Regions from separate parts of the Homo sapiens genome. Here all the other regions are linked to region 1. Evidence: chromatin contacts called from ENCODE Hi-C or POLR2A ChIA-PET data. All regions are on one chromosome and are shown on one strand. Each heading gives the region's core, a stretch centred on a gene start or an enhancer-like site at or near the end of the contact. The rest is flanking DNA. Distances are from core to core; before and after follow the strand shown. Region 1 has its middle 18 kb from the start of COX7A2L. Region 2 overlaps MTA3 (metastasis associated 1 family member 3). Region 3 has its middle 26 kb from the start of LINC01913.

What was found. Hi-C counts contacts between places; a loop is a spot of excess contacts on that map. ChIA-PET counts read pairs that join two places held with the same protein, here RNA polymerase II (POLR2A). Pooled maps may share reads with other maps.
Region 2: a loop to region 1 is called in a map of PC-9, with 13 times the contacts of the local background. The contact joins two enhancer-like sites. A Hi-C loop is called at or near these places in 1 of 168 maps with a recorded cell type or tissue (PC-9) and 2 of 50 pooled maps. POLR2A ChIA-PET finds 5 or more read pairs at or near these places in 2 of 52 experiments (GM10248 and OCI-LY7).
Region 3: a loop to region 1 is called in a map of psoas muscle, with 2.9 times the contacts of the local background. The contact joins two enhancer-like sites. A Hi-C loop is called at or near these places in 4 of 168 maps with a recorded cell type or tissue (dorsolateral prefrontal cortex, esophagus muscularis mucosa, pancreas and 1 more), 2 of 37 single-sample maps with no recorded cell type and 9 of 50 pooled maps. POLR2A ChIA-PET finds 5 or more read pairs at or near these places in 2 of 52 experiments (MCF 10A and activated CD4-positive, alpha-beta T cell).

What each region holds. Positions count from the first base shown.
Region 1 is chr2:42,341,420-42,344,119 of GRCh38, reverse strand. It overlaps a transcript of COX7A2L not described here. Among named protein-coding and RNA genes, the nearest start is that of COX7A2L, 18 kb to the left of the region's middle. RefSeq lists an enhancer at 2,286-2,700. Within about 2 kb of position 1,438, at least 14 of the 41 ENCODE cell types and tissues checked have a DNase peak (open chromatin) inside an H3K27ac peak, as active enhancers do; they include psoas muscle, where a contact is called at or near this core.
Region 2 is chr2:42,662,315-42,665,299 of GRCh38, reverse strand. All of the region lies in intron 8 of MTA3 (metastasis associated 1 family member 3), which reads right to left. Among named protein-coding and RNA genes, the nearest start is that of MTA3, 95 kb to the right of the region's middle. RefSeq lists an enhancer at 1,671-1,720. Within about 2 kb of position 1,384, at least 2 of the 41 ENCODE cell types and tissues checked have a DNase peak (open chromatin) inside an H3K27ac peak, as active enhancers do.
Region 3 is chr2:41,850,042-41,853,028 of GRCh38, reverse strand. It overlaps the pseudogene RPS12P4. Among named protein-coding and RNA genes, the nearest start is that of LINC01913, 26 kb to the left of the region's middle. Within about 2 kb of position 1,273, at least 2 of the 41 ENCODE cell types and tissues checked have a DNase peak (open chromatin) inside an H3K27ac peak, as active enhancers do; they include psoas muscle, where a contact is called at or near this core.

The sequences.
Region 1 (2,700 bases), core at 189-2,688:
AAGCTTAGATATGCATAGATGTAAATTTTTTTTTAGGGTACACAAGGGTAAGAAAGGTTGAAAATGGCTACTTTACACTTGTCCTTGTAAAGCAGTGCCCACTTATCCCTGGCTTTGCTCTTTCTGTCAGCCAGATTCCCTTTCAGGGTCTGACTAGCTTTCGCTCTCCTTCTCGGCCCCTTCATCCAGTGTGACTTTGCTGTGAAGCTGTTGGGTAAGGTGAAGGTTGGTGTGGCTTTGATAACACTGGCCAGCTTTCGTTTATTTATCTGCTTTTTTCTTCTCTTCATGTGTGTGGCTTTGGGCAGGCTCCCCTGGCTTGTCTGACATTGAGGTCTGTTCATCCCCACGTCTTCCTTCTGATTTTCCTCATGGTCAAAAGCTTGGTAAACCTCTCACTTTCTGTCCCATTCATCTTCAATAGCTAGAGGTTATACCTGGGGCTATAAAAATTGGTTGCTGAGAAATTCTGATACTGCCTGGTCCCAGTGATTTAATACATATATTTGACGTTTTGCCTCCACACCTCCTAGGCTGGGTCACTATTTAGTACCACAGACTGCCCATGTCGGGTTGGCTGAGAAATGGGGCCCTGTCCCTAGAGCTCCTCTTGTCGGGATCATTGGCCGGTATCTTTGGCTCCTCAGGGACTCCCTAACCCACAGTCTTCAAGGAGTTGCATTAATTCTCTGTTATTCTAGACATTTAATTAGTGCGCAGAAGCACACACTATTAGGTGCTGGAGCCTCAGAGATGAACCATGCTTAGGGTCATTTTCAGGGTGTCTCTCCACCTCTTAGGGTTGATAGACCACATGGCTAGCAAACGGCCTTGTTATTGAGGAATTCTGCAGTTATCCTTCACCTGTTCTGATCTGGGAGCTCTCTGTGACTGGCGGGGTTTGGTGACTTTAGAGGAGGCTGCCCGGGTGGGTGTGGTGGAGGGAAATCTGGCTGTGGCTGCTGTTCTGGGAACCCATGTCATGCCTTGGTGGTAGCAGGTCAGGCCTGGTAGCCTGGAGGGCGGCAGCAGCTGACTCTTGCTCTCATGACGTGAACGAGAGCAGTGAGGGTGGCTCAGCACCTCCTGAGGTAGGAGGGGAGTGGGACGATCACTTGCAGTCTCCTCTGCCATCAGCCACTGTCACTTGCATAAGCTGGAATCAGGCCTCCTGACCTCTGTGGCTCCACGGTGCCCGGGTGCGGCACTGCTGCAGGATGTGTTGGGATGGGCAGGTGGGGGGCCCAGATGCTGCTTGCCCAGGGTCCCAAGACTGCTGGAGCTGACTTCCCAGGGGAAGTCTGCTGCAAAACCCGAAACGGGGGGCGCTGAATGGCCAGGAAGAGCATTCTTTAGGTCATATTTTTTTCCTTGAGTTCTGACACAGCCCTCCTGGGACATCCTGCCTTCTCTTGTTCTGACCTCGTCTATGACATAGATTAGTCATGGTCACATGGCTGTGCCTCAGGGCCAAAGCACAGGTCTCTACACTGCCTAATGTGTATTAGCCAGATTGGAATCTTTGCTGACTCCAAATATCACATTCCAAGCTGCCCCAGGCTGTGAGAAATGGTGGCGTTGCCTCCCCTTTGGCAGAGAAGGTTTTAGGAAGAAGCCTTGGAAGGGCTGTAAAGTAAAGCAGATGGAGTTAGGGACCTGGGTTTTCCAAGGCAGGGAAGGAGAGGCTGAGTCTGTGTGGGCCGTACCTGGTGCCTGCCTGAAGGGCCAAGGAATAAGTGGGTGCAGAAATTGGGGTGGTTTCTGAGGGCATCTTGCCAAGCAGAGAGCTCAAGTCCCTCGTCTCAGCTCTCCTAGGGAGAGGGAGAGAGCAGGGAAGGGCAGCTAGGCTAGGGTGGAAGAGGCAGGCTCTGCTGGTCCAGGGCCCCCTTCAGGGTTCCAGCTGTACCAGGCTTAGGCTTCAGTTGTGAGTGTGGAGCCCTGAGCTCAAGCATGGAGGCAGCGTGGTTGCTCAGCTCAGCCTCTCATAGGAAGACCTGGCACCAGTTCCGGAAGTGCCTCGCCACTAGAGAGGGTGGGGAAGGTCAGATGCTCTAGAATCAGTTCATACCTGGGAGGGCTTTAACCCCATCTTCCCCTCCCACCTGCCCCCTGCTTAGGCCACAAAGCCTCCATGTTATGTGGCAGATTAATTTGAAAATTGAGTTGCAGCTGAATGAGTTGATGTCTTCAAAGTTCAGTGGTGTTTGATTAGAGCCGTCCAGAGACTAGACTTGCTCCCAGGAAATGATTCTGACTGAATAATTAAAGTGAATAAAGGTTAGATTTGTGTTTCAGGCCAAATCTGTGTTGCATTCAGCATCTCCAAAACATGAATTCCATTAATCTTTCATGAACTAGCATTAAATTACTTTCAATTAGTTGTCATTCTAATTAAAGTTGAGTTACACAGAGCAGCCTTTGTTTATACTTGGTAGCTGTTCCCTTGCCTCCTCTGGAACTAAGTACTCTTGAGCAAATTGTCATTTGGAAAGTTGGTTTTATAACTTTGTGTCCCCCCACCCATCACTCTGAGTCAGGACCTGTTCTTTGAGCTGAAGGATGTGGGCGCCCACGGCAGCAGGAGGGCTGGGGGAGCACTGCTGGCTAGATTGAACCACATGACTTGCAAAAAGCAATCCCATGGCTGTGGGAAAGGAAGTTAAGGAGTGTTTAAGGTAGGCCGCCCAGCCCAGGCAAGCT
Region 2 (2,985 bases), core at 135-2,634, 320 kb before region 1:
CTGCCTCAGCCTCCCGAGTAGCTGGGACTACAGGCACGTGCCACCACATCCAGCTAACTTTTGTATTTTTAGTAGAGATGGGGTTTCACTATGTTGCCCAGGCTGGTCTCGAACTCCTTTGACCCACCTGCCTTGGCCTCCCAAAGTGCTAGGATTACAGGCGTGAGCCACACTGCCCAGCCCTATATTCTTCTTTGTATATTGTATAAAACAGATCTTATATTTTAACAAAACGAGTGAAACCTATAAAGCCCCCATGGCTTCAATGTTTTTTAACAATTATGAATCTTATATATTTTAGATTAGCAGTGTTTGAAATTCACAGCTCAACTATATTCATAACAGATTTCAAAATGAGGATGTGAGAACTACTGATGTGCAAACAGTTTAATTACCTGCTCCCAATACATTATTGGTGATTTGACAAGTAGCATAAATTGTCTCGGATAAATCGATGTCAGATTAGGAATGCTGACAGCCCATTGAAGTCCTCAGAATAAAAGTCACAAAGAAAATCACTTAGGAAGGGCTATCAGGTTTCAGCAGTTCCACAACCCTGCCCTCTCTGCAGGCCTCTCAAAGAGGTCTTCAGATCCAAGGTTTGATCACCTAATAGAAAAAGGTGCTAAAGCGATCAGAATAGGACCGTAATTAGTCGGCAGTGGTGGCGGACGCCTGTAATCTCAGCTACTGGCTGAGGCAGGAGACTGAAGCAGGAGAAACACTTGAACCCAGGAAGCAGAGGTTGCAGTGAGCCAAGATCACGCCACTGCACTCCAGCCTGGGCAACAGAGCAAACTGTCTCAAAAAAAAAAAAAAAAAAAAAAAAAAAAGGTAAGCGGGGTGAGGGGGTAGTAGGACCATAAATACTCAAAGAAAAGAATGTGACTCCCCAAATTCAACTGAATGATGAATCCATTTTCATTTAATGGTACAAAACAACCAATGAACCTTTCATATGTTCTTTTTGGGAAACAATCTGCAAAGCTCATTATCAACATACTAATAATTAATTTTTAACCATACTACTCAATTTTATAAATGCCTCAGGATCTAAGAGTCTAAGTAAAGCTGAACCTAAAGCAGTATGAGAAGGAAACCATGGTATTTAAATGTTGCAAGCAAAAAAACACATCTTCTTCAGTGCTGCCTCAAAGAAAGACAATAATGACGCTTAAATCCAAGTCATTCTAACAAAAATGAGGTGGAAGGGTAGATAGAAGAGGTAATCTGACAGAGGAGAGATAACTACTCAGGAGGAATCAAGTGCAGATCCAAACCCTATCTCTGAAACCAGCTATACAAACATGACAAAACACCACTTCCTGAGCCTCTGAGCCTACTTCTGCTTTAGAAAATAATTACGGTAATAAATAACTAGAAAGAATATATGTGATACAAAAGTAATCGGACCTCAAAATTACTAAGCTTCAGAATGGAAACAAAACAGGAGAGATAAAAAACACTGAAGGGTGTGAAGGTAACTTCCTAGAAGGAGCATAAGAGGCAAGTATTACAGAAACTACACAGAAAATGATTATTTATGAAACAGAGTCTTACTCTGTTGCCTACATTGGGATGATCATAGCTCACTGCAGCCTCGAACTTCTTGGCTCAAGGGATCCCTCCACCTCAGCCTCACGAATAGTTGGAACTACAAGCACTCACCACCATGCCTGGCTAATTTGTTTTGTTTTGTTTTGTAGAGACAGAGTCTTGTTATGTTGCCTAGGCCTGTCTCAGACTCCTGGCCTCAAGTGATCATCCTGCCTCAGCCTCCCAAAGTTTTGAGACTACAGGCATAAGCCAGTGTACTTGGCCATAAAATGATGTTTAAAGGAATTAAGGTATATAGGTAGAATCCTCTTTAAAATGCTTCTTTAAAATATCACCTTCACTGACAACAAATACCAAACCTCTAAAACTGCCCTCTCCCAAAAGAAATTCACCTGCTGTCCTGCACATTCACCAGCAGTGGGAAGCAGTGAGCTGCTGCAGCTGTGAACCAAGAGCCCACACAGGCCCTCTCTACCTCAGGCAAGTCAGCCCAGCTGCCACGAGAACTCTCCACCATCTCAGGAACAAGCTTTTCCACTTGCACTCAAGCAGGGACCACATCCCCAGTTATAATCTGAGAAGCAGTATCTCATAAGAATAGTGTTAAACTACAAGGGACTGGTTACATAAATAATAGTTTACCTATATAAGATCATGCAACATTAGGGTAAAACTAAGTTCTTGCAGTGATTTTTAAAAAGGTATTTTTATCCGGCCAGGCACAGTGGCTCACACCTGTAATCCCAGCAACTCTGGGAGGCCGAAGTGGGCAGATCACGAGGTCAGGAATTCGAGACCAGCCTGACCAACACGGTGAAACCCGTCTCTACTAAAAATACAAAAATTAGCTAGGTGTGGTGACGTGCGCCTGTAATCCCAGCTACTCGGGAGGCTGAGGCAGAAGAATCACTTGAACCCGGGAAGCGGAGATTGCAGTGAGCCGAGATCGCACCACTGCACTCCAGCCTGGGCGACAGGGCGAGACTCTGTCTCAAAAAAAAAAAAAAAAAGTATTTATATAATATAGTTAGGGAAAACATAGGGGCGGTGGAGGTCATTTAAAACAGTTAAAAAGAAAGTTCACATAAGACTTAGTTATCAAAATGTACTAAAATGTGGTGCTTGCACAGGGAAAAATAGATCTACAAAACAAAAGAGAATAGATTAAAAGTCTATAAACAGGCCTAAGTATATCTAGGAACCTAAAATATGATAAAGGGGCATTACAAATCATGAAGAAACAAATTCAATAAATGGTACTGGGACAATTAATTTAATATATGAGAAAAATTAGATCCCTACCTCACTCTATTCACAAAATTAAACTCTATATAGATTTACAGTCCTAAATATGAAGAAAACTTTAAAACCATTAGAAAAAACAAGACACAAGAAATATATAAATTTATATATATAAATATAACTCTA
Region 3 (2,987 bases), core at 24-2,523, 490 kb after region 1:
ATCTCGTTTCCTACATTTCTTTTATGCTGATCCGTTTCAAAGAAAGCTGTGGAAATCACAGCACTTCACTCTCACATATTTAGCAGCATTTTGTAAAAGTAAGAAACTTCTATATGGCCACAACATTATCATTACAACTAAGAAAATTAATAATTTTATAATTAATTTACATTCTATATTCAAATTTCTCCAACTGGCTCCAAAATATTTTTTATATTTGCATGTGTTTTAAATCCAAGATCTAATTCAAATTTATGCATTGTATTATGTATTGTTTTATGTCTTTTTTTAGTAACTTTTAATCTAAAACAGCCCATTGTCCTTGACTTTTCTTTTCCTTTTTTTTTTTTTTTTTTTTTTTTGAGACAGGATCTCACTCTGTTGCCCAGGCTGGAGTGCAGTGGCATGATCTTGGCTCACTGCAACCTCTGCCTCCCGGGTTCAAGTGATTCTCCTGCTTTAGCCTCTCTAGTAGCTCGGATTACAGGCACCTGCCACGCCTGGCTAATTTTTGTATTTTTAGTAGAGATAGGGTTTCATCATGTTGGCCAGGCTGGTCTCCAACTCCTGACCTCAGGTGATCTGCCTGCCTCGGCCTCCCAAAGTGCTAGGATTACAGGCGTGAGCCACTGCACCTGGTCAAATTTTCTTTTCTTTTCTTTCTTCTCTTTCTCTCTCTCTCTTTCTTTCTTTCTTTCTTTCTTTCTTTCTTTCTTTCTTTCTTTCTTTCTTTTTAAATGATACTGACTTTTTAAAATAATTCAGGCCTGTTGTGTTATAGAATGTCCCACAGCTGGATTTGTCAGATTGCATTCTCATGGTTGGATTCAGGTTAGACATTTTTATCAAGAATGCTTTATTGGTGATGTTGTATGCTTCTTGTTGTATCAGGAGGTCAGGTTATGTTGCTGTGAATCTGAATGACCTGGGGAGCTTTTTTCAGACACAAGTTCTTTGGCTACGCACCTGGAGTTTCAGTTTCCTTGGTCTGGGATGTGCTCCGCACATTCACGTTATTTGAAAGCGTCACAGGGATTCTGTGGTGTGGCCAGGGTTGAATCTCAGGAGAGGAAAGCCTTCCAGTCTCTCTTTCATGAATTTATCTTTCAACGCCTCCATCCCAAAGCAACAACAACTGGAGCAGTGCTACCATGTCCCTCTGCCCCTTGCTCACCCACCAAAACCTTCCTCCACCCACCTCCTCCCACCTCCAGTGAGATCCTGAGAAATGATTCACTCTAGGCCAGTTGTCCCTGGGGCTGAGCTGGAGCTTCTGCTCACCATGGGGTAAGCCGTATGATGCGGCAGGTGTCGAGGAACCTGGAAGGAGCTCCTCCTGGGGATGGGAGGTGGAGCTGGTACAAACTACCCATTGGAGTGAGAAGGAGGAAGCTAATGCAATCTGAGCTCCTGAACTTTATTCCCATGGCTGGGAGTGACAGTTCTGGAAAGATGAGTCGACTTTGAAAATAGGAATTGGAAGATATGCAATATTCCCTCTTCATATTGTAACACATCAGTTGCAATTTCTACTATACCAACATTGGTGTTTTCTCTCTGTCTCTTACACCCACACACAGCCATCCCGTACACTGAGGTTATGACATGTATTGATTTATAATCTCTACCTCAGTGGAGAAGATAATAAAAGTCTAAGTGAGCCTTAGAGATGTGATATCAGCGTGGATGGAAAAGAGGAAAGAGGAATTGTAGTTTTGGCCTCCTTTGAGTGGATGACTAGAAGTAGGGTGCAAAAATTTAAAAAAATGGTGGTCAGACAGCATGGGAATCTGATCAAAGCAGGGAGACTTGCCGGAGCAGCCACTGTGGGGCTAGGCACCTGTGGATTTTGGGAGAGAGAAGGGCTGAGTGGAATGGCAGAGGAGGAGCTGCAGGGGGTAAAGACAGAAGCAGCTGTGGAAATGCCCCCAAACTCAGCAAATTTGACAGTGTCTTTTAGGGCTAAAGGTCAAGCTGATGAACCCAGGGTCAAAACATGGAGGTAGAAACAAAATGCTGATAACTGCACTGGGCTAGATCAGGCAAAATTTGATGGCTGGCTGTGCTCAGTCCTGCCTGGAGCTCCTGAGCTGGGAGCAGGAAGCAGCTTCACCGGGCTGGGCTGGCTGGATGTAGCCTCATCAGGCTAAGCAAGGAGCATGAGCCCCTGTGATGCAGAGACTGGGGAGGAGGAGGGAGATGTGATCCTTTGAGCATTCCTGTAGCTCCTACCTCTTTACATCTGCTTCCTCCTGCTTCACATCCAGGACTTGGATACACAGCACCCCTGACCTGCATGGATGCCTTAGGAAATGTCTGAGCTTAACAAGAATCTTTAGAATATGCTCTTTCCCTGCCACCGCCAGGTCGTGCGGACGCAAAGGCTTTGGTGTGTTCAAGATTGGGCTTCACCCATAACCCACTGCCATGGCCGAGGAACGCATTGCTGTTGGAGGTGTAATGGACGTTAATACTGCTTTACAAGAGGTGCTGAAGACCGCCCTCATCCACAATGGCCTAGCATGTGGAATTTGCAAAGCTGCCAAAGCCTTAGACAAGCGCCAAGCCCATCTTTGTGTGCTGGCATCCAACTGTGATGAGCCTATGGATGTCAAGTTGGTGGAGGCCCTTTGTGCTGAACACCAAATCGACCTAATTAAGGTTGATGACAACAAGAAACTAGGGGAATGGGTAGGTCTCTGTAAAACTGACAGAGAGGGGAAACCCCGTAAAGTGGTTGGTCGCAGTTGTGTAGTAGTTAAGGACTATGGCACGGAGTCCCAGGCCAAGGATGTCATTGAAGAGTACTTCAAATGCAAGAAATGACAAAATAAATCTTTGACTCACACACACACACACAAAGAATCTTTAGAATATGCCACCTTGTCATGTATTCACATATATGTGCTCACATATACACACACAGCACACATGTAAAAACACATGAATGCTGAGCTAGGTAGGACTCAGGGGCCCGGCAGGTCTAG